2 separate regions of the Mus musculus genome follow, and region 2 is linked to region 1. The links are chromatin loops, found by intact Hi-C in ENCODE. Cell type or tissue: heart. All regions are shown on one strand. Links, peaks and the distances in the headings refer to the core of each region. The heading gives the core; the rest is flanking DNA. Region 1 holds the start of Sec22a (SEC22 homolog A, vesicle trafficking protein). Region 2 holds the start of Pdia5 (protein disulfide isomerase associated 5).

The links. A loop is a pair of places that touch in the nucleus more often than their neighbours do. Peaks named below come from ENCODE experiments on the same cell type or tissue, not always from the same donor. Only the 100,000 strongest peaks of a DNase experiment are listed, where the experiment ranks them.
Region 2: a loop joins it to region 1, with 2.2 times the contacts of the local background. A loop is called at or near these places in 4 of 42 quality-filtered maps.

The regions. Positions count from the first base shown.
Region 1 is chr16:35,355,563-35,368,094 of GRCm38, reverse strand. Sec22a (SEC22 homolog A, vesicle trafficking protein) reads left to right here and starts at 4,177. Exons shown (of 7, transcript NM_133704.4): 1 at 4,177-4,271; 2 at 6,336-6,534. The coding sequence starts at 6,353. In heart, for the core only: CTCF peaks have their summits at 5,452, 5,651 and 7,300 (motif pointing right); a DNase peak (open chromatin) is centred at 4,204; H3K4me3 peaks cover 1,700 bases; H3K27ac peaks cover 1,363 bases.
Region 2 is chr16:35,483,979-35,496,510 of GRCm38, reverse strand. It overlaps Pdia5 (protein disulfide isomerase associated 5), which reads left to right and starts at 5,638. Exons shown (of 17, transcript NM_028295.1): 1 at 5,638-5,782. The coding sequence starts at 5,747. In heart, for the core only: no CTCF peak of the experiment used is centred there; DNase peaks (open chromatin) are centred at 5,650 and 6,530; H3K4me3 peaks cover 2,131 bases; H3K27ac peaks cover 2,047 bases.

The DNA.
Region 1 (12,532 bases), core at 2,541-10,540:
ACCATCACCGATTTCTGGTTTCTTTACTGAAAGTGGCATTTTAAACCTGATTTTTAAAATTCCTTTTCCTAATCCCAGAGGGCTGGCTCCTGTTTTCCCAGCGTGTGTGCCTCATTTGCTCAGTCTTAGGACACACACACACACACACACACACACACACACACACACACACACACAAAGAGTTTCAGAATTGCTAATTAGATTTCAGTATTAATAAGTCTTTATTTTTCCTTTGGGGGTAAAATCTAAGAAACAAAACAAAACAAATGAACTGCAAGGAAAAATCTCTGCATTAGGGGCTGGTGAGATGGCTCAGTGGGTAAAGGTGCTTAATGCCAAGACTGATGTATGCTTTCCACTCCACTGTCTTTCTCTCTGTGTCTCTCTCTGTCTGTCTCTGTCTCTGTCTCTCTCTCTCTCTCACACACACACACACTCCAATTGAAATGCATATCTTAGTGTTATCCCAAACTCCCATCAAAGGATGCCTTTCACGGATGTTTCTTATAATTACTTTTGTGGTCCAGAATGTGCTTTCCCTGGGTGAAGATTCTATGTGCACTTGAAAAGGATGTGAGTTCCACCGCTGTCTAGTGAAGTGCTCTGGAGTGCCGCCATGGCAAACTGCTCATCTTCTACGTCCTTACCTACTTTCATTGACTTCCTCCCTCACTAGAGAAGGAAGTATTCTGAGCTCCCCATTGATATTCATGGCTGTATCTGTTTCTCCTCTCAGTTTACCGGTGTCTGCTCTATGTACTTTTCTTTCTGATGTCGTTACAAACCATCACTCTTCAACCTTGAGGACATTCCCAGCTCTCATGTTTACTTTGATAGGAACATGACTATTTTCATCTTATTTTATTTAGTTGTTGGGTTTTTCCTCTTTTAAAAGAAAATTATCATTGTTAACATAGCCGTGCATTCATTGTTAAAGCAGACAAGTTGTAGAGAGCATAGGTTGGGTTATGCCTTTAAAAAAAATCCAATGTACTAATATTTGCCTTTTACTTGAGGTGTTGAGAGCACTTACATTTCATTTAAACTGTCCCTGTGGCTGAGACTGAGTATAACATATTGATATCCATCCAAATTGGGTTTTGTTCCAGTTTTCCTTATTTCATTTTTGGTAGGAAGGGGACAGGATTGCACTGTGTGACTTAGGGTCTAGAACTCACTGTAGAGCCCAGGCTGGCTTTGAATTTATGACAGCCTTCCTGCTCAGCCTCCCTGGGATTACAAGCATGACCAACATCCTTCTCTTCTTTTGAGTTATTTATGGTACTTCATTAAAACAAAGATTTCTTTTATTTAATGTGTATGCAGGTTTTGTCTGTGTGCATGTTTGTGCATGACGTTCATGCACTGTCAGAAAAGGCTATCAGAGCCTCCAGGACTGGAGTTACAGGTGTTTGTTCACTGTCCTGTGGTTGGGAACTGACCTTGGGTCCTATTCGAGAGCAATAAGCACTCATAACCTCTAAACTCTCTCTTTATCCCCTGGAACTGCATTCTTAACAACCAATAAACTTTTGGGTGTCTCTATGTTCCTTGTACTATATTCAAATAATATTATTTCACTTTATGTGTGTCATAAGAACTTTATAACAATCCAATATCCATAGTTGTGGGCCCTGTGGCCACGGATTTAACCAACACATTTAAGATATTTATGGGGAAATTTCATCATACTGAGCAAGTATAGATTTCATTCTCTAAACAATAAGTTTTAGTAGTTATGTGGCCTTTCTGTATAAGCTATTATAAGTAAACTAGAGGTGATTTAAAGTGTAAAGTGGATGTGAAGAGCAGCTTTTCAATATTGTTTGTGGTAATTAAATATTATCTCCAACGTGTTGCTTGTCTAGGGGCCTCTCTACTGAATGCTTTATGTTTCTAATGAGGTTTTTTTCTTTCTTTCCTGGACTAATTACTTAGAACCTGAATGTTTCCAAACTGCTTGGAAACTCTAGTAATTGTTCCCACTTAACTTTCCCAGTAGCTGCTATTTGCCAAGGACCTTCATGTATTCTCCTGGAGCTCTTCCTCTGCTCTCAGATTAGAGCTCTTGCTCGTCTCCTCCTTACCATGAGGTTGAACGTCTGCTTGGCTTTCTTCTAGCCCGTGCTTCCAATATTATTCCCAGAGAGCGATCTTGGAAAATCTGGGGGTTCGCTCTGTTGGCTTCTTCTTTCTATGACCATAAAGTGACTGCCAGGTTGGAAAATGCCTGCAAGTGCTTGTTCCTCAGACTTGGTTTTCTTTCCTTTTGGTCATGCTAGGAAGCAACTTCCTGCCTTCAATGCCAATGTGGTGGTTTTTGAATAGCACGTTAGTGGAGTCATGTAACATGTGTTTTTGTGTCTGGCTTATTTTAGTCTTGTGGTGATTTGTATACAGTTGTTGATTGTCGTTCTTTTTCCTTAGACTGTGTGACTAGTCCACCACCTACTCATTCTATAGACATTTTAATACACATGAATACATTTCTGCTGGAACTTTATCTCAGAGTGGAATGCCCTGTTAAGTCATACTAAGAATTACCAAATACATAATTAGTTCAGATCTCCCCTCTGAGCCCTAGGCATACTTATCCCCAACTGCCTCTTGACATTCCCATTTATAGGTCTTCAAATTTAACATAGCCCACATGTTTGCTACACTTTGAGAATCCTAATGGCTTCTTAACCCATCTAGTTACCTAAGGCACCATGTTTAATAGTCTCCTTTATTTTGACCTGCTCCAGAAAATCAGTCCATTAAGACCCATGAACTCCACCTATGATTTATTAATATCTTGAAATTGTCCATCTCTTTCTGCCTCTACTGCCATTATCTTTGTTTAAGCCACCATCATTTGTGGCCTTGACCAATACAACTGCCTCCAAACTGGCCCATCAGTAACCCTTCTTGCTCCCTATCCATCCATCTCCATAAACAGCAAAATGAGCTTTAAAATATGTAAATCAGATCCTACTTAAGAATCTTTATTAGCTCTGTGAATTGATCTTAGGGTGTGTTGCTGAAGTCTGAACTGTATAAAGTAGCCAAAGAGAGTTAGACCTTGCCTCATCTCAGCCTAAACTTCTTGCCCCTACATACTTTCTGCTTTAGGCTTTTTATTGATGAAATTAACCATAGTGACCAAAGGCAACTGGGTGTGGAAAGGATTTATTTCATCTACGAAAAGAAGTGAGGGCAGGAGCTCAAGGCAGGGATCTGGACAGGAAGTGAGGCAGAAGTCATGGAGGAGTGCTGCTTACTAGCTTGCTCCCCATTGCTTGCTCAGCCTACTTTCTGGTACAACATAGAACTACCTGCACTGGGGTGAAGACCGCCCACATTGGGCGGGGCTCTCCTGTATCATCGTCAATCAAGGCAATATCCTACACACTTGCCCACTAGGCTAATTTTACAGAGGGTTTATCAAGATTCCTTCTTCTAGCTATGTGAAGGTTTCTGTCGAGTTGACAGAAACCAACCATCACGACTTCCTAGTACAGTTAAATGCTCACAAATCATGTTTCCAGGGTCTAGAACATTTTTAAGGGTCCCTTAATATACCTTGACCTTAAAAGGTACGTAATCATGGAGCTCTTCCCCGACAGTCCACAACTCATTCATCAATGTACCTATTAGTTTTTCTTCACAGTACCAGTCAAATGTACATTTCTGTAACAATTTACCTTAATGCCTTTTATTCCTATTACACCTTAAAAGGAGTGCTGTGGACATTCCTGTAAAACATGCTTAAGATGCTGCCGACCATTTAATTGACATTCAGCATATCCTTGTTTAATAATACTTAACCTCGTGAAGGCTGGGAGGAGCTACTGAGGCTTTTCTCTCTGTTTTGCTAAGTTTCTTTGTGTAGTGCCTGATGGAAGAAGATCCTTTCCCTGTTCACCAGAGAGAGCTTTTCCTCTGTCCCGAGTGGCGCACGAGAGACAAACTGCTTCCCGACACAAAGCAGCAGGTGAAGGAGATTAGCCTTATTTCCGAAGGACAGCATAATTCTCTTCTTAGAAGAGAAGGCAATCTCCTGGCGCAGGTGCAGGAAAACCTGCCAATCTCCGCCGGAGGAGGCGGGGATAGGGCGGGCCTCGGAAAGGGGCGGGTCTTTGGATGCTTCCCACGGCGTCCGATAGGCCCGTGCGAGCTCCGCCGGCGCCAGCCACGTTGGACGCGGGCATCCCCGCTGGAAGGCCACTCCCGGCCCCACAATGCACTGCGTGGCACGTCACTCCGAGCCGCGGGTCCCGGAGCGACAGGTATGGCCCGGCCCCTCTTTTCAGCTTCCTCTGGGTCTCCCGGAGCTCTGGCCGGCTGCTCGCGCCGCTCTCTCGGAGTTCCACCTCGGCTTGACCGGTAGTTGTCCGAGCCGGAGCTTGGTGGCGGTGGCCTCAGAGCTTAGGAGGACGGGCGTGCAGGGTCCGAGTCCCTGCGACCTAGGGCTGCGAGCCTCGCGGGCGGCGGTTGCTGTTTAGCAGGCCTGTCCTAGGATGGGCGGCTGGAGTAGGGGCTGCTGACGGGGAGGGACGGCCGTCCCGGGCTGCCAGCGAGCCGTAGTGTTGACTCCCTGGCTCCCGATGTCAGCAGCACACCGACTCACTCGGGCTGGTAGGTGGCCCGAGAGAGCTTGAGGTGGCATTCCTACTTTCTTTTGGGCGGGGTAGCTTGTACCCTGTGATTTGTGAAGTCTGAATGGGCGTTGCAGTTGGACATCTTACTCGTTGGCTCTGGGAAATCCCGTGAGGCCCTGTTTTAAAGGTGCTTTGCGACTCTCTGTGGCAGAAAAGAGACCTGAGAAATTGGCTCCACAAGTGGGGAGTCTCCTGCTGCTTAGCTTCCGGGATCACCATCACCTGGGGGCAGGTGGAACTCTTCAGAACCCGCCCCTCCTGTGCTTAACCCTGGGCAGAGCCTGGGTGTCCCGCCAGGCTACACGTGATAGAATCCCAGCGGATTAGTACAACCACCATTTTTTTAAAAAACGGAATCACATTCCATGTTACTGGTACCCACTCGTTTGCCAGTACCGTGAGAAGTCGGTTTCTTAAACAATACTTAGAACTTCTAGTGTGTAAAGGAAGACTTGAGAGCTGAACCTGACACCCGTAACCAAAAGTTACTAAAGGATCGGCCGTTTCCACTTAAGAAGATCACATCAGTTTAGTACTTGATTTTTAGAGACTGGGTAAAGTTTAAGTATATTTTAGTTTGGTGTATGAAAAGACACTAGCAAAGAGATACTTGCCACCTTCCTCTCCATGTAGTAACGAAGCCTGGGTATGTTTAGAGGCAGTGTCTTATAGAGTTATTAGAGTTAGTAACAACTTATTACTTACTAGGGGTTGAACAAATGACTTAAGCTTTTGGAACCTGTGTTTCTTCCAAAGCAAAGTGAAACAAATACCCAACCTTACCGGTTCCCGGAAGGTTCAAATGAGGTGTATGAAGTGGATCTTAAATTCAATTAAAAAAAAAAGATAGGTAACTCCTATAATATTCTGTCATATTGTACCTCTGGGCACTGTAGGCAGGTCATTATTAGAGCTTGCAGGGTTCGTAGTTGGGTGAAATGGATGGCTGCCTTTCTCCAGTCACTTGCATAGCAACTTGTAGCACTATGAACACTGACCAGTAGGGGTGAAGCATATGTGTGCCACAGCATAGGTATGCAGGTCAAAGGATAACCTAAGGTATTGGTTCTTGCCTTCCCACCTTGTTTGAGACAGGGTCTCTTGTTCACTGCAATATACCAGGTGATCTGTCCTCAGAGCTTCTGGGAACTCTTTGTGTCTCCAATTCCCATCTACCTGTAGGAGCCCTGGATTATAGATATCTCCTCATATAACCACGTCTCAATTTTTCTTGTGTTCTGGAAAGCCAAACTCCCGTCATCAGATGGCTTGCCCTACAAGTGTTACCATTCAGCCATCTTCCCAGCTTGCAAATGCTGTTTTTACAAGCTTGTTTGGTAGTGGGAGAGATGGCTCAGTGGTTAAGAGCTTTAGTTACTCTTGCAGAAGACTCTAGTACCCCCATAGCTGCTCACAACTATCTGCAACTCTAGTTCCAACATATCAAGTTCTTCCTCTCTGTTCTCCAAGAGCACCGGGCATGCACATGGTGCGCGTACATACATGTGGACAGACACTCATACACATAAAATAAGTTACATATTTTTAAAAAATGTGTTAATTGGAAGGTTCTTGGAATATATTGTGTTGTTATCTTAATACTCTGATTATTACTAATTGTGAAAGTTGTATAAATGCTTACCAGTTTTGGCCTTGATTTTTATTTAATTCAGATTTCTCATTTTATTTTAGGTCTTCTGTGGGTTGAAATGTCTATGATTTTGTCTGCCTCAGTCATTCGTGTGAGGGATGGACTACCGCTGTCTGCATCCACTGATTATGAGCAGAGCACAGGAATGCAGGAGTGCAGAAAGTACTTTAAGATGCTGTCCAGGAAACTTGCTCAATTTCCTGATAGATGTACACTGAAAACGGGGCGCTATAACATTAAGTAAGACCTCAGTTTGGTTCGCTAGAGTCAGTTGCCTGTAGGTTGCCATTTTCATGAAATGTAAATGGTTGCAAGAAAACCTCATGTTTGAGTGACTCTGAGAAACTTGAAGTCAACATTCATGTTCTGAACTTACCTTAAATAGTAGTCATGATGTTATTAACCTTTTGTCTTTGCAGAGTCTCTGGATTGGATTCTGGCTTTAGAAGACTTTATATAAGTTTTTCAGATAGTGCTTCCTGTAAATTGCTCGATAACTATTTAGTAGAGTTTTCACATGCACAAGATTGTAGCAAGCAAATTGTAATGGAAAATGTTAAGTACAGTTTTATCCTACAGTTTTATCCTTTAAGACTGGGCAATAGGATAGAGTGTGACTTTACCCTGTGCTGACTGCATCCTTCAGGAAGAATGATATTTGACCCGAACCTTTAAAAATGAAAAAGAAGACAGTTGTATGAAGGACCCTGTGGATGGGGAGTAAGGCTGGAGAAACTCTTGGATCCATCTTAAAGGGTAGGAGGAAAGCCAGTGGTGCCGAAGCACCTGGGGTCAGTCAGGTGGCAGAACTTGAGGTCAAGAAGGTAGGAATGGGACAGGCTATTTAGGGTCCTCTACGCTGTGATGAGTGTGTACACCCCTTTATTAATCTTGTGCAATAGGAAGCTGCAGGGGAGTTTTAGGCTGGAGAATTGTATGGTCTGGTCTTGACTCAGCTTGGATGGACCAAGCCACTTTGAAGAGCGACTGAGCAGGAGCAGAGTGACCGCTAGGGGGCGCTGTAGAGACGACAGGTGCAGCTTGAGTGGGTAGTAGAGTATTTGGAGTTAAGCTGCATTTCAGGCCTGTCACCTGTAAAGGGCCCTGAGAGGCTTTAGGGTGCGAAGGAAAAAGAAAAGAATCATGTAGATTTTTGGCCTTAGAAACTGCATGCCTAATGGGACTACAATGAGCAAGACTAGAAAGGTTTAAGTTGCATTTCACTGGTAAGGTTTCTGTTTGGGTGTGTTAAATCTGAGATGTCCAAGGGGCATGGTCAGCTGGATGTATGAGCCTGAGGCTTAGCAAAGAAGACAATTGTGGGGTTTAGATTTAGAAATCAGTTTATGATTTGTTAAAATGGAAACTGTTAAAACTGTGGAAACAAATGAGACCACTTTGGACAGCATCCATATGAAACAATTAGAACAGTTAACCCAGGGTCCATGATGCTAATTATGAACATAGAAGGAAAGCAGATAGTAACAAAGTGGGTTTTATCAGCAACATAGCCTTATTATTAAGATCAGACACTATATTTTGAAGAATTAAAAGTTGCCTAAGGCAGGACTAGGCATCACAGCTAAGAGTAAGGCAGGGAGGCAGGAGAAGCAGTGTGAGAGCCACATGGCAGGTTGACTTGGTGCTGGTGGATGAAGATTTGCAGGTAGCTATGAGACAAGTGTGATGACTAGTGTGGCTCCAGGTTCTGCTGCCTGAAAGTTCAGGCGGAGGGATGTTACTGTACACAGCAGGCTGCAGGTCACCGCTGCAGGTTTGAAGAAAGCCATTTGATTAAAAATCAAGCAGTGTAAGGAGTGGTGTGTCCTTACTCCCAGGACTCAGGAAGCAGAGGTGGGCGGATCTATAAGTCCCAGCTAGAACTACCTAGAAACAAAGAACAAGGTACAAAACCAAAGCAAACCCAAGACTATAGAACAGAGAGTAAAACAGAAAGTTTATCAACCTGCTACTCCAGTGTGAAGTAAACAAATAGATGTACAAATGAGAAAGAAAATGCCGAACAGAAAAATGGCTCAAAGGACGAAATGGTCAAGCCTGTGAGGTGGAATACTAGAGATGAAGAAAAGGAGCGAGCACAGAATGATAGTGTCCTCAGAAATGAGCAGTCCTTGGAGAAGGATGGCTTAGCTGGCTGAGGAGGAGGGACAGTGAAATCCCATGTGATTTTTTTTTTTTTAAATGGGAGATGGGGTCTCACAGTATAGTCCTCGATAGTATTGAACTCATTAGGTAGGCCAGCCTGGTCTGCCTGACTCGGCCTATCTTTTGCTTTTTTTGTTTGTTTTGTTTATTTGTTTGTTTGTTTTTTGAGACAGGGTTTCTCTGTTGTAGCCCTGGCTGTCCTGGAACTCACTTTGTAGACCAGGCTGGCCTCGAAATCAGAAGTCCGTCTGCTTCTGCCTCCCAAGTGCTGGGATTAAAGGCGTCGCCACCACGCCTAGCCCCTGACTCGTCCTTTCTATGCTAGGATTAAAGGCATGTGCTACTGTGCCCAGTCTTCATGTGATCTTTACAGTCTAGTGGAAGGATGATGGGGATTCTGGAACCATTTACATAGATACAGTTCAAATTTTGAGGGCAGAAATGCTCACTGAATTTAGAGAAGGCCAGGATAGAGCCTCAGAGAATGTCCACAATTATTTAGATCACATAACTCTAAAATAATGGGATATTACACTTACCTGGAGTTTTGGAAGCTTATCTAGAAAATCACATTGGTGGTAGCGGTTGGATTGAATCTAAAGGCTATCTCAGCCTGCCTCTACTTAGGTGAAGACAAGACCTTGAAGCGTTGAAGCATTGTAAGTGGTGGCATTGTAATGTCCTCTGTCATTCTCAGCTCTGTCTGTTGTAAGGTAGTGCTATAGACATGCCGTAGTTACTGGGGACTGCCTGAAGTCTACGGTAATATTGGTAACTACCTGGAATTAAAACACAAATCTTTCAATTTTTGTTTTGCTGTATCTTCTTAAAAGTAATAGAAATGTACCAAATTTTTACTATGTCCCAATCCTATTTAATTATGAATTTTAGACTTTATATCATTTCTTCTAATCCTGTCTTATTCTATACAAAGGATTTGATGCAATTTTCAAATACAATAATACAAGAGGGTAAATGAAGAAATCAGATGAAAGGAGTAGATTGAGGGGATTAAAAAACAGAGGTAACACTTTCTGGAGATGTAGCCCGTGTGTGTGTGTGTGTGTGTGTGTGTGTGTTAGAGCAGGCCTGCAGGTACTGCCTGAGCTCCCTTGTGTCAGAGGCAAGGTTGAAGGTCAGTCAGGAGACTCAGTTTCCCTGTAATACAGGACAGGGGCAGCATTGTGCTAACCCTCCTCCGGTAGCAGTAGCGAGCCTGTGTGACTTTTCTTAGACTCCTTGGTATAAGCAAATGGCATGATAGGACATTTATTTTTTAGATTGGTTGGTTCATTGATTAGTTGAATTTTGGCTTAAAATTGCTTTTATATTTACTTCATATAGGTGTGTTCATATACATGGCATACACACTCTTGCACACCATGGCACATACCACACAACTGTTGGGAATTGACTCTCTCCTTCCACCACATGGGTTTCAGAGATCCAATTCAGGTCGTCAGGCTTGGAGGCAAGTGCCTTTGCCTGCTGAGCCATTTTGCTAGTACACAGTTTTTGTGTTTTTCAGACAGTGTCTTACTATGTTCCTTTATCTGGCTTTGAATTTGTGATGATTCTCCTGCCTCTGCCTCCCCTCCTGAGTGCTAGAATTGTAGGCTTGCCCCACTGTGCCTGGCAATACAATGTTTTATGACAGAGGTTACAAGTGGAATAAGTCTGATCCAAGAATGCATACATTACATAACTTTTATAACCAGGCATTAAAAAAAAAATCTCTGCATGTTTTTTGTAGTCAAGTATTTAAAAGGGTTGGAGAGAACTTTCTTAGTTGTAGTTCCAGACAAGAACCTGATTTTATGTATTTTTCTCTCATTAATAAAAGGTCCTGTTGGTTGCTTTCTAATCTTTTGGGATGTGGCAACAGACTTAGTCTAATATAAATTGGCAATTTATTTGTGTTACTTGACTTTAGTTTTTTTCCATGACCTTTTTTCTCCCTGCTCTAAGGCAAATAAAACTCAAGGGCTCTGCAGTGGCAACATCGTGGCACACAGCCACTAGGCTGCCCTTCTTTGTCCTGGCCATGCTAAGGATCTCTCTTTCAAAGCCCAGATTTTTACCTGCTTGCTCACTGTCTTCATGTAGAACTTGCTCAACTACTCTTTTTCACCACTTATTAAGATTCTTTAAATATTAAAATTCTCTAATTTGCTCTCAGTAATTGGGTTGTAACTCATTGAGGAAATTGACCCACCACTGCCTAATCTATTTTAAATATATATTTATTTTTTAATTAAATGTGTATGTGCAGGAGTGTAGGGGCTGTTTACATGTGGATTTGTGCACATGTGAGCACAGGTCCCCTTGAAGTCCTTGAGAGTTGGTGTTTCAGGCAGTAATGAGCCACCTCTGCGTTAATACGTGCTCCTAACCATAGAGCCTCTCCAGCCCAGCCTAACCTATTTTAAGTCTTCATCTTTTAGTATAATGGTTTTCAAATCTGTATAGAAATTGAGTGTCAAAGTAACAAGTTATAATTGTAGGCTAAGTCACTTAGTACTTCACGCTGAAGTCTAGTTGACCTGACAAGAGAAAGACTAGAGGCTTCAAGGGGAAATGTAAGAATAGTAATGTTTAAAATGGAGACAGCTCTTTTCATTTTCTCCCTCTGTGTATGGGGAAGATGATGGTTTTTTTCTGACTGCAATGACCCACGGGTCTTTTTGTGGGTAAAGCATGTTCCTCAGTGTGTGGCTGGCCTTGCCCGTGTCAGAGCAGCAGCTAAGTGTGAGAGAGAGCTGCCCCTCTTGGCTTTCTGTTGCTGTGATAAACAGCTAAGTGTGAGAGAGAGGCGCCCTGTTGGCTTTCTGTGGCTTTGATAAGCATCACGATCAGAAACAACCTGGGGAGGAAAGCGGTTGTCTTACTTACACTTGCTGATCACCATCCACTGCTGGGGAGATTCTGGGTGGAAGCTCCAGCAGGAGCAGGGTCAGAGCCAGAAGCGGTGGCACAGGCTTTAATCCAGCACTGGGGAGGCAGAGGCAAGCTGACAGCTGATACTAACTGTGGCAGGTATTTTAGGAATTTACAGGTTCCCAGCCATGGAAGTGAGCCTGTTTTCTTCAAAAGGGTTTTTTAGCTTTGGAAAACCTTCTTGCTTGGTCTTGTTGTTTGGTCAGAGTGTGCAGTGTTGAGTGTGAGACGATTTAGTTGTGTGATTTTGCATTCCACAGTGATATTACATAATTTTAAAGGAACTAGTATTTCATAAATTAACGAATATACTTTCCTCATGCTGTAATAAATATCTAATGATAACCTTATTACTTTGAAAATGGCTAAAGCAATCATGAAAATTAAATTGTGTCCTCTGAGTCCTTAAAACTCTGTGGTTGGCTTTGGAATTTAAAAAAAAATCAGATTGTGTATTTGAGATCTCTTTTAATTTTGAGACATTGATCTTGTGAAAAGACAAATGTCCTTTGAGGACCAGGCCTACCCCACTGTGAATTTTAATGGAACAATGTGATTACTTAGTTCTTTCTCTGGGAGTTCATTTGAAGTGAGTGAAGGCTGTGGGCCTCCTAGGTTTTCTCCTGCTTGAAGATGCAGTTTCTTTGTATTTATCCCTAAACTACTTTCGGTGGGAAATGCTGTTGAAAGCCTCCTGTCTGTTAGTTTCAGTCACTAGCAGGTCTTTCCTGTCACTCTTTGCTGATAGTTTCTTTCTACAGGAGTTGTAGCTTGAACAATAGCATAATTATTCACCACCTACAATTAGCAGGTACTTTACCTAACATCTTTAAATTTTGTATGGCTCTGAATGCCGAGTAAGTGGAGTACTTCCCTATTGTGGGCAAAGGCAAGCTCAAAATTCACATTAGGTTAAACAAAAAAGCAAAATGTATCATGAAAGCTTGCTTGTCAAATGCTCGGTAGGCAGTCTTTCTTCTGTACAATCTCTTGGCTTTTGTAGATTTTCTGTTCTTCACAGATCGGGAGACATTTACCAGCAGCTGCAAGCCTTAGTGGAGCTGTGTACCTGCCCTCCCTTGATGTCAGGAGCAGGACTTTGACAGGACTACTCATTGTGGATAGGAAAGAGGGA
Region 2 (12,532 bases), core at 2,404-10,403, 130 kb before region 1:
GCTCTTCTCCTAACATTTCAAGGAGAGTGAAGCTTAGAATTGCTAAACATTCCCGGAAGAGACATAAATCCCATTTTAGCTTGTTTCAATTGCAGAATGAAATGGTCTGTTTTCTTGGAGATTTTTATTCTTTTTTTCCTCAGTCCCTTGCCCTCTGGTTACCTGGCTCTCAGCTCTCAGGTCCTGGGCTGCCTGTATTTCTTTATTCTCTCCCTCCCTCCCTCCCTCCCCTCTTTCTCTCCCTCCCTTCCTCTCTCCCTTCCCTCTTATCCCCTCTCCCTATTGTGTGACATTATCCCAGGGGAGACATGGACTAATGTGTACTCACTACAGATAGATAATCGACAATAAACTAAAGTATCAATACAGCCAAAGTTTAGCTTGGTGAACCAATGAGTATATTGGGGTTACAGGAATAAGGGAGTCAGTAACAGGCAGCTGCATGTTACCGAAAGCCCCACTCTTAGTACATTTTTATAAGAGCTGCAGTGTTTCTCTCATCCCAGTTAGCTCCCAAACAATTGAGACAGAACCATTATATTTATTTAACCAGCTTTAAGGTACAACAACTGTACAGTATTAATATATTTTAATCCTCTAAACTAATCTGGTTACCTCCCAGCCAAAATCCTCAAGATACTTGCATTTTACTGATCCGGTTCTCTCTACTCCAGGTGTTTTCTCATGGTGTCTGTTAGACTCTCTTCTTGTCTGGAATTTTCCACTTACTTTCTCTCCTTTCCCTCCCCTAGCTGGGAGGAAGTTCAGCCCCATTCTCTCCTCTGCTCAGTCACTGGCTGATAATTTTTTTTTTTATTGACCAATTAGAGAAGAATTGGAGAGCAATGTTTATACAACACTGAGGCAAGAGATTCTTAGAATAAGGATTATAACCAGATATGGGGGCACAGAAGTCATCACTTGAATAATCCTTAAATAATGCACAATAATATTATGCCTGTAGCCTACCCCAGTGTGGGAGGTGATTTATGAAGGTTGGAACCCTAGAGCTCTCTGTACAACGTACAGGAAGCTCTACAAGCTGGAGTCTCCTCTGCTGTCTTTACTGCTTTTGTAACCTTGGTGGAAAGAGGGCGCTTGTAAAACTGTTAAGTTTTAGGGATTTACTCATACTTCTGAGTTTACTTCCTGAATCCTAAAAGGCCCCCTTTTAGAACTTTCTGAGTCTTGGTGAGCTTTTCTTTCAGGATGACAAGCTTCAGTTCAGAGGAAAACATTATACAACACTCCTTCTCTCTCACATTCCCTCCCTCTTCTTTCCTCTTTATTCCTCCCCTTTCCTAGTTGTGATAATTGAATTATCACAGTCTTAGAAGTAGCTCCAAGGAGTCCTAGTGATTAGAAGATCCACTAAACCTTTCATTGTTTAGACCTTTTAAAAGTCCATTGTTCAAATGTTACTGTAACAACCTAGGCAATTCAGCTCAATTAATACATGACTTTTTATGTCATTTAATATATATAAGTCATCTAGCAACCATCATTTAATCATGATATCTCCCGCTCCCACAGTGCTTCCTTCTGCTCCTGGGAGTCCCCATGTATTCCTCCCAACCTGATTTTTTCCCTACCATCACAGACCACCCTTGTCTGTTAAACTTGAGGTTAACAGAAGCCCACAGGGAGTATTCTCTAGGGTCTGCCTGTTTTCTCCTCAGCATCAGAGTAGGCATGTCTGTGGCGATGTTTCCAGAAATCATTAAGTAAGGGGATCTAGGGAGAGACCCACCTTGAATGTAGGCCTCACAGTTCCATAGACTGAGGACCCAGATTGAATAAGGAGGGAAAAGAAGCTAGCACGGACAGCTCAGGGTCTGCTTTCTGGTCAACATGGTGAGAACTGTGCTTCTCTGTGCTCTCCTGATCCAGAAACACTAAGTTAACACAAACAATACCTTCCTGTGAGGCATTTTGTCACAGGGACACAGAACTAACACAGGGAAGGATTTGGCTTTTCTCACAAGCTTCATTTTTGCAGATGGGAAAGAGACTCCCAGAGAAGAGTGTGAGTTGTGAGCTTGAAGTTGCTGAATGTGTTGGGGAAGCCATGCCTCCAACCTGCGTTTGAAATCTCTGAAGTTTCTTAACATGACTTCATAGAGCCATTCTCCCAGGCTGCACTAGAAACAGCCATGGCTCAGGTCCTGCCTGGAGCCCTGGAAGTGGGATGGTAAACAGGAAAAGAAACAGACAACAAATACAACTAAACATGGTATCCACTGGGATTGGTTCCTAGAACACCCCCATCATCCATATAGACACTGAACTCCAGGCAGAATGCCTTGTGTAAAACAGATGAACATTTGCACATAGCCTTGTCCACTTCACATCATCTCTACATTACTTATGTCACTTAATGCAATGCAAATGTTATGTAAATAGAAGTTCCACTTCAATGTTTAGGGGAAAATAACAAGGAAGAAATCTATGCAGGCTCAGTATGGCTAAAGATCTTTTTGCAGAATTTTTTAAACCCACAGTTGGTTGGATTTGTGAGTGTCAAACACATGGATAAAAACAGAATAAAAAATGCAGACCGGCCAGGCAGTGGTGGCACACGCCTTTAATCCCAGCACTTGGGAGGCAGAGGTAGGCGGATTCCTGAGTTCAAGGCCAGCCTGGTCTACAGAGGGAGTTCCAGGACAGCCAGGGCTGTAAAGAAAAATCCTGTCTCAAAAACAAAAACAAAAAAGTGCAGACTGTGGTCTGTGCAGGCAAAGCAGGGACAGAAAGCTAGGAAATTAGGAGGCTCAGGGAGGTTAGGGTGAAATTGCCTTTTATGGTTTGCTGTGGACAAGTGACAGAGGAGAGCTCTCAAGGATTAGAACGTGCCAGTCAAACAAAGGCCTGGAAAGAACAGGAGGTAGGAGCTGCTCCTGGGATGGGTCCCAGGAAATACTGCTATGAGTGACAGCAGCTCAACAAGCCAGAGTGGGACCAAAATCTGGGAGAGGTCTAAAGGGCAGACACAGGGCTGCAAGTCATGGAGGAGTTTGTTATTACAAGGCAGTGGTTCTCAACCTGTGGGTAGAGACCCCTTTAGGGGTTGGACAACCTTTCACAGAGTTCACATATCAGATATCCCTCATATTGGCTATTAACATTACGATTCATAACAGTAGCAAAAATTACAGTTATGAAGTAACAATGAAGATAACTTTATGGTTGGGGCGTCACTATAACATGAGGTACTGTATTAAAGGGCATGAGGCACTGTATTAAACAGCATTAGGAAGGTTGAGAACCTCTGGTCTAAGGGAAACAGGGAACCATTGGAAGGCTTTGGGGACATGACCAGCAAGACCTAAGTGACAATACCGTATGGATCATTAGGAATAGCAGGCACAGAGACTGCTGTTACCTTCACCAAGTGGGGCACACTAGTGACAGCAGGTGTGACAGAATGCCTGTATTTTGGAAGTAGAATTAACAGAACACAGTAAGGACTTAGATGGGTCTCTTGAGAAGGGGTGAGCCAAGAATGACAGCTAGGTGTGTATGGCCTTGAGACTTTAGCCTGACCGAGAGACGGAACTTGGAGCCTGCAGGTCAGGAGCAGCAATTGTTCCTGGGTCAGGTTATTCTGCATAGTCTTCCACCTCCACAAGTTCCATTTCAGCTGGCCTAAGGACTACATCAGCAGTCTCTACTTAAGATGCAACTCTCTGTTGGGCTAATTACCCAAGTCATCTTCATAATCAATAAAAGCAAGTGACTTAGGACACAGCCCTATCTCTGGGGACTTACCCCAAAGCAGCACATGCAACAATTTCCTGAATAACATTGATGAAACAATGAGATGGTTGCTACAATGTGGCAGTTAGCTCCCATGTACAATGTGATGGTTGCTACTGTGATGCTGTGAGCACTCCTGACACAAAGTGATGTAGGCTTGTGTGTTTGTTTACACACAGTGTTTCTGGAAGGCAAGACAGCTAAAGACTAACAATGGGTATGCACTAAAGGTAAGGAGTAGACACCTGGAAACTGGGGGATGAGAGAGGCTTTAGACAGCTGGCAACGTTTATTCAGGGAATATCTCCCAACTCCTCAATGTGCACTTCCTCTGTCCATTTTATTATTCTCCATTTGCATCCTTATGACGGAGTAGTTGTCCAACAAACATTCCTAAATGAAGTGACAAGCTGATGGTGCGCGTGACAAAGAGGATTCAAAAGAGGATTTTTTGTTTTGTTGTACATAAAAGACCTGTCTTATGTCTATGGGTGTTTTTTTTTTTTTTTTTTGTTGTTGGTTTTTGTTTGTTTGTTTTTTGGGTTTTTCGAGTCAGGGTTTCTCTGTATAGCCCTGGCTGTCCTGGAACTCACTTTATAGACCAGGCTGGTCTCGAACTCAGAAATCCGCCTGCCTCTACCTCCCGAGTGCTGGGATTAAAGGCGTGCACCACCCTACCCATATGTAGGAGTACCACAATCATATCTTGTGCCCTTGGAGATCAGATACCCTGGAATTGGGGTTACAGGATGGTTGTTAGTTGCTATGTGGGAGCCAACAGCAGCAAGTGCTCCTAAATAATGTACCCATTGTCCAGCTCCCATTTTACATTTTTTGTTCAGGTAATTAGCATTCATTTAACATCAATTAACTATTTAAATGATACAGTTTGGTGGCATTTAATACATTCATAATGCTGTGCTGCTTCCCCTTTTATCTAGCTCTGAAAGATTTTCATCCTCATCAATGGATTTCTGAACTGAAATTCCTTTCCTCCATTCCCCAGGTCAGAGTAATCTGTTTACACAAAATGCAAACAAACAAACCAAAAAAAAAAAAACAAAACCAAAACCATTTTTTCCAATTTTTGTATATTTTATATAAATGCAATCATACAATATACAACATTTTGCATTTGGCTTTTTAAGAATCAGCATCATATATTTTTGATATTTGTTAACATGGTTGTGTGAATTTCTTTTTATTGGATGAATAGTATTCCGTTGTACCGGTGTATATCACATTTTCTGTATTTGTCTTTTGAGGATATTTAGACTCACTCTTTCTTTCTTTCTTTCTTTCTTTCTTTCTTTCTTCCTTTCTTTCTTCTTTGACTATCATAAACAGCGCTGCTAGGAACATTGGTGTGCTAGTACTACTTGAACACACTTTTCGATTCTTTTGAGTATATGGTTAAGGAGTAAGGGGATAGTGTGGTGATCTATACTTAATATTTTTTGGGCTCTCTAAATTGTTTTCCCGACACCTCAATAATGTTTTGTCAAGGGGAAAAAAAAAGCCTCGGGAGCAGATGGCATTTTCCATCCTCCACAGGCCATCATAGACTTTACAATTAGTACCTACAGTCAAATGACTGGAATTCTCTGGGTTGCCTGCTAATCCTCGGGGTGGGGAAACTAACTTCTGGGGGCAGAGTGAGTTGTTGGTTCTGATTCTGCGGGCACAGAGCAAGGCTCCTTAGTGAACAACTGTCCCTACTCCCCAGCCTCCCTGCCCCCCATCCTCACAGCTGCTACTCTGCGTCCTCAGGCAAAGTCCGAGGCAGAGGCATCCCGAGCTTCTCGTGAACTACAACTCCCGGCAGGCTCCTTCCCGGGCCGCCTCTCCTAGCCTGGTGCGCATGCTTTGGCAGACGTGGCACCGGGAACTCGGAGGCGGGGAGCGGCTGTGAAGTGGCCGTAGCTGTTGGCCGAGGTGGAGCTGGCAGGCGTGCGCGGGAGCCGGGTGCAGACGGCAGGAGGCGGCGGGGATGGCGCGGGCGTGGGGGCTGCTACTGGCGATTGGGGTGAGGCTGTGGGCCGGCGACACGTGCGTCCCGCATGGCCGTGGGAGCGCGCGGTCCGGGTTGGTTGGGGGCGTGCTCGCCGGGTGGCAATAGGGTCTTTGGTCCTCTGCTCTCCACTGGGGCCGGGCCGGGTGATCCCTCTCTCCGGGTTCGCGCTCCCGCACAACTTTGCGGGGACGCAGGTCTGGGATGTCCTTAGCCTAAGCAGGACTCCCCGGGCGGTGCTTGCACCTGTGTGAGTGTGGGGTGGAGGCTGCCTTCCACTTGCGCAGCAGGAACACTTGCTCGTGGGTTGGACCCCCGGAGAAAGGGCGCGTGACGGGTTGGGTGGGGTCACCACCTCCAAGAGTTCTGCTCCCACGGTGATGCCGGCTCCAGCCCCGGCCACTTTCGAGCTGTGTGTGTGGCGCCCTGGATCTGTAAACGTGTCTGCGTTCCTTCTATGAGATGGGAAACCGTAAAGATACCCGCTAAGGAGGTTGTCAGACGGGTCGGCTGAGGAGTCGGTGGAACCAGCTCCGGAGACTGCAAAATGATACCGGAGTGATACAGAAGTGGAGGAGGGGTGAACCGTGGTGCAGACTATGTGGGGATGGGAGGACTTTCCCGAACAAGCATCCCCCGAGAAGAAGTGGGGACTGGGGACGGGTTTGCCCCTGGGGCTGAGGTGTGGTTGTGGGTGTGTGACAGGATGTAGTTGCCTTCTTCCACATCTCTCTCGTAACTTCTTGTCTCCCTTGTGTTGGGTCCATCTCCTTATGGCCACCGCCACTATCACCAAGTTCGGAAGACTTACTTGCCCCTACCACTCCACTGTTTTCCCTTTGGGTGTGGCAAGGATGCTGGGCAGATGGGGGGGGGTGTGGTGGAAAGGGAGGGGTGATTAGATCTAAACGCTTGAACTCCGCAGTGCCCTGTCCTTTGGGATCACCAGTTAAAGGAGTGACATCGAGTTTTCTGTTATGTGGAAGAAGGTGTCAAAGGAAGCTCCCTGTTCCCAGTTCTGCATCCTCCGTCTAGGAGAGATCTAGTAGGTTACCGCGAAGCTTTGGGGTGCTGGTGGTGTGCCATGATGTTTGACATAAGTTTCCTGGAGCCAGTTGGGCTGACTCCCATCAGGATGTCAGTCCTTGAACTCTGAGGGAGGAGGGTTTTGCTTTCTTCCTTTTTCCCTCCCTTCAGTAAAAACAAGAGCCCAGGGGACTGACCTTTTACTCTGTAAACATTTATCAACCACATTGTTTGCCACCGGGTTGAATTTTGGGTGGGGAGCAAACTACACTCTGCGCCTGCCTTCAGGTGTTGCCCTCGGCTGAACAGCAGTCAATCCTGTGAGCAAATACTGTTCGAAGGACAAGAGCTAATACCCTAACTGCTGCCAGCCTGCCACAGGAGAGCCATACATTATCTGAGGTGGAGAGTCCCCACAGGGAGAGGTCACATCTCTGAGAGGGAGAGTCTGCCAAGGGAGAGCCCCTGGGGCCTTATTGAGGTGGGTGGAGCAGAGTCCAGGAATTAATGTGTTGTGGGTATTTCGGAGGTCTGTATGTACCTTCCCCTCAGGCAATGAGGAAGAACTTTGAGGTTTGCCCAAAGCACCTGGCAGCTGGACGTTCCTGAGCCTAGAGTTAGCTCCGCAAATACAAGGTAGAGGGATGAGAGCCTGGAATCCGCAGCAAGTGACTGCGGGTTGGGCCTCTGTGCATTTAAAAGCTATGTGGATTTGATAAGGGCTTCCTACATCCCTGGGAGCAGTTTGACTTCTTTGTTCGCTCTGTATTGACTGAAGGCCACTGGGCGTGGCCCAGGGTTTTATGAAAATGGATTTAACTGGGTCTGATGGCATGGCTTTGGAATCCCAGCTACTTAGGAGGTTGAGGCAGGAGGATGGAAAGTCCTGTTTGGACTACAAGAGTAAGTTTAAGGGCAGTCTGGGGGGCAGAGGGCCAGCCTAGCATGCGCTAGATTCAGTTCTTAATACTGTACAAAAGAAAAGGAAAACAATTCAGTATCCCCTGTATGTGGTCTCACTGTCAAGTTGGAAGTCATCTGTGGTCAGTAAGAAGAAAGGTGGGGTCTGATGACCTAGCTTGGATGATACCGCACTTGCCTTGTCTATATGAGGCCCTGGGTTGGATCCCAGCACCACGTAAATTGGGTATGGTATAAAGCCAGGCGATTGGGTCAGAGAGCCAAGGGCATCCTCAGGATTTCAGGCCAGCTACCATGACTTAAAAAAAAAAAAAGTGAGCATTTTACAAGACGATATTTTGAGAGACCACATTTACTTTTATCACCAGCATAGTAATAACAGATGTATTTCATTATTTTAATTCAGTCATAATACTGTATTATTACTTATTTTAAATCTCTGCCTAGTTTATAAATTAAACTTGTTCACAGGTATGTATGTATGTATGTATGAGAGGAAAAGCCTCTATGTTCTGTACGACCTGTAGTTTCAGGCATCCACTGTGGCTTTTGGAGCCACCCTTCCTCAAATAAGGGGAACGGGTGGAAAAGGATTGACAGAGATTCGTGTACAGGGCTGTGTGAGTACCGCATCTATTATAAAAGCAAAAATACGGGAGTGATTTAATTAATAATTGTGGCACGGTACAATACCCTTTGGCCTCTTTCAGACTTTGGAAAGTAATGTTTCTTTGTTAGTTTGGGCATCTATAACAAATACACTGTAGACTGGGTCCTTATAGTGACAAGTTTGCTTGTCACTGTTTCTCATGCTGAGTGACTGATGTCATCAGGGTGCTAGCTCAGTCAGGTTTAAGGCGGATCCTCTTCCAGGCTGCTGACTGTTGATTTCATGTATCCTTGTGGGGCAGAGAGAGCTGAGCACTTTCTGGGTCCTTTTTTAAAGCACTAACCCTATTCATGCAGATTTTACCCTGAAGCCTTGATTACCTTCCCAAGGCTCCACCTCTTCATGCCTACCACAGTGTGTGTGTGTGTTGGGGGGGGGTGCTAGGATTTCAACATGAATTTTAGGGTACACCAAACCATTAGTAGGTCCAACATCCAGTCAGTGGTTGTAAAGAAAACTCTCAGTATAGTTAACGCACGTTGTTCAGCTATGCCAAGGTGTGGATGAAGACCCTCTAATTCGGGAAGATGCTCAGGTATAAAAACCAAGATTCACCACCAGACTCCAGGGTAGATGAAGTTGAGTGTGAAGAACTAGCAGGATGTTTGAAAATACTGATGGTTCTAGAAGGTAGAGAGTGGCGGGTGACTTTCGCTTACTTTGTTGCTTAATTTTAAAAAATATTTTCTAAGAATTCTATATAAGCTTATAATCAGAAAAAAAAAATGAATAAAGGCTTTCTCGACAGCCTTTTTCCATCTTCTAGAAAAATCCGCAGTGGCATCTGGGACTTTAGCCCCAGAAGCACCCAGACTAGAGAGACCAGGACCTTTGACCCGAGAGCCTGTTTTCCTGCTGTCTGATTGATGTTTCCTGCCAGGCCTGACTCTCCACAAGAGCCATGAATGCTTTGTTATAGTGTCTGTGCAGTCACAGGACAGAGAATTGTCTTGTCAGGGCTCAGTAGCCATCTCCATGTTCAGTGGTTCCCAAATGTCTGGCCAAGGACTCTGCTGGACTATGGTAGAATTTTCAGTAGTATACGGACAAATTGCAAAAAACAAAAATAAAAACAAAAAACCCCAATAGTGAATGGATGTTTTTAAAAATATAAATTCAAATATTCTGGATTAAATACTTGCCTGGGAGTCCGGCATGTGGTACACACCTTTGATTTGAGACAGTGGATCTCTGAGTTTGGGGCCAGCCTGGTCTACAGAGTGAGTTCCAGGGTAGCCAGGGCTATCTATACAAAGAAACCCTTATTTTGAAAAAAAAATTTTTTTTAATAAAAAGAGAAAAAAAGAAAAACTTGCTTAGGGCTTTGGCTGTGGCTCAGTGGTAGAATACTTAGTTAGAATGTAGGAGACCCTGGGTTCACTCCCAGCAACACTCATATAGTTTTTTCATGACTATATTTTGGATGGGATGTTTAGTGTGTGTGTGTTTAAACTGAACTTAATGGTAGCATATTGCAATTTCATATAAAAAAGTCCACTCTTTACAAAATTTGTTTAAAAATAGACAATACATATATTTACAAATATATTTTAAAAATACAGTCCATGCGATTGTGACATCTGAGAAGTGGTCTTACTTGACCCTCTTTATTTTGCAGGGCTGGGGTTTGAACCTTGAGCCCCTTGCATGCTAGACCAGCATCTTATCCCCCTCAGTTCTCACAGGACCAAGAGAAGAGCCAGGCCTGCTGAATTATACATTGAGTTCTTCCTATTCCTCCCTCTCCACCTTGCTTCCGGTGCCTTTGCCCTGTGGTGGCTGGAAGCTCCGAGCCCAGGGGACAGTGGGTGCAGGCTCAGAAGGCATGTTCGTCCTGCGGCCTCTTCTGCAGAGCTTTTAAGGTGTACTCAGGCAGGTTTTCTTCTCTGGCACCATTATATATTTAATAGGCCGTTGTGGGCTGGCCCGGGGACCTAATTGCCATTGATAGTGCTGCTTGCAGCCTGGAGTGCACTTTTCCCACAGAAATAAACACATTATGGAGGAAGTCTTAAAACAGCTGCGCGGGGTACAGAGGTGGAGCTATGGCTGAACTCCATATGGATGCCAAGTGCTGACGGCTGAGGATGCAGGCCAGGGGCAGTGGGTGTGTGCTGCGTGATCAGAGAAAAGCTCCAGGAAAAGAGCTGGTCTCACTAGGGGGTTCTGTTTCAGGCTCTGTGACTGTTGGGATCTCTGCCTGGCTGTTGTGTGGTGGGCACTTAGCCTAGTCCCTGGCATATGGGTGACGGGATAGCATTTGGTGGAAAGAGTGGGTGTTGCAGACAGAGAAGGAAGCCTCCAAGATAGCGAGAGGTCTGGCTAGTGGGAAGGGGGGCCAGAGTGTGATGGTGGGGCTAAGACTGGGGAAGCGAGTCCGTCAAGAACCCCAAATGTCTGCCAAGGTTCGGGACTGGGCTCTGTAGGCCATGGGGAGACAGATGAAAGCGGTCCTTTTAATAACACCACAGGACATGGAACATGGATTGACGGGAGAGGCTGAGCTACTTTGCCCAGAATGCTTCTTGCTTTCCTCCTTGTTATCTGTTAAGAGTCAAGTGTGATGTGTTGGAAAGAAAGCGGGCTTTCAGCCAGCTGATGCTCCGTAAGCCGAGTGGCCTTGGGCTCTGCTTCACTTATTTGTAAATGGTGGTAATAATATCCATTTTCCTGGGTGGAAAGGATTAGAAACAATGCAAGAAGCAGGCAGCACAGTGCTTGGTATCAGCAGGAGCCTTGGCATCACTGCAAGCTGTTGAATACTAGGCATAGGACATTGGTCATGTGCATCGAAGGGCCAGTCTGGCAGGTGTGAGCAAGGGGCCATGTGATATGGGTGCCAGGTTGGGGTGCATGCTGCTGGGGATCTCCTTCAGGCCCCCTTGGTGCCGACTCTCGTTCCCCTTCTTCTTTTGCTGGACTTGTGTGGAGACACCTGGGGATTACTTGGTACATACAAAGAGGCTGAGGAGTTAGGTCTTGGTTCTTCCCCTTCCTTCTGAAAGTGATCCTCTCTCAGGGCAGAGACACACCTATCAGACCACATTACTCCCTAGAGGCTTTCACCCCACCATTGTGGTTTTGTTCTGTGTGGCTTTTCTGTGTGGTTAGTTTTGAAACTACATGCCGTAGGTTAGAAACAGATGTGTGGATAGCTTATGGTCTTTTACACTGTGTCAACTGCTCTAACTTCCCACTGCTGTATACTAGACCCATGTGGGGACAGAAGGAGTACCAGTGTTTTGTCCACCTTGCTTGGTGGGCTGTCTGTCTGTCCCATTTTGCAGCCTGCTGTTTGTTCTGGTGGCCGGAACTGTGACAACTCTTATATGTTTGTTGAGGGACTGAGAGTTGGCCCGTTGGTCAGTGTGTCCCACTTCAGTGTGGCGTTAGGGCCTGTGCTAGTGTGGTGAGTCAGGCTGTGACCTTAGAGAGTGTGTGGCTCAGGATATGAAGGCGCAGTGGCTGCACTGAACGTTTAAGCAGCCTTGTTTTTGGCCTTGTTTTTCTGGTATAGCAGTGTCACTTGCCCTGTAGCATGGGAGGAGCAACCGACTAGGTACCAGCTGGCTTCCTCCTCTCCCAGGAGCTCCACTTTGCATCCCCTTTGGCCACCCTACATAACACGCCTGTCTCCTAGCACTGCTTCTCAGCTATTAGCTGTGCTGTCGTGCACTGGGGGGCTAATGATCCTCAGATGGCATGAATGGCCTTTTTACATCTTTCTGTTCCTCGGATCACACAGAGACCCCAGTTGGGTGTGCAGTTTTTGGCTCATTATAGCTCTCTGGAGCAGGGGTGGAGTTCCATCTCCCATAAAGAATGCCACCATTCCTCTAGCCCTTTGATGTCTTTGTCTGTCAGCAGATCTTTTAGACCTTGTTGGCAAGTGCTCACAAGGTCCAGGTTAAGAGCAGTAAACTGGGTTCAAATGTACAAGTGACCTAGCCCAGAAGTATGCTAGCCTGGGAGCCTCCATTGTTAGGCCACGTAAGCAAGTGTTCCCAGGGGTTTCCTTTCATCAAAGGGCCCCATCTTGCTGCATCCTGAGCAGAATATTTTATGTGCCCATTGAGGATACGGGCCAGCGTTAGCATCCAAAGGGTGAGACGGGAGTTTGGCCATTCAACAGATTCTTCTCCTCTCCC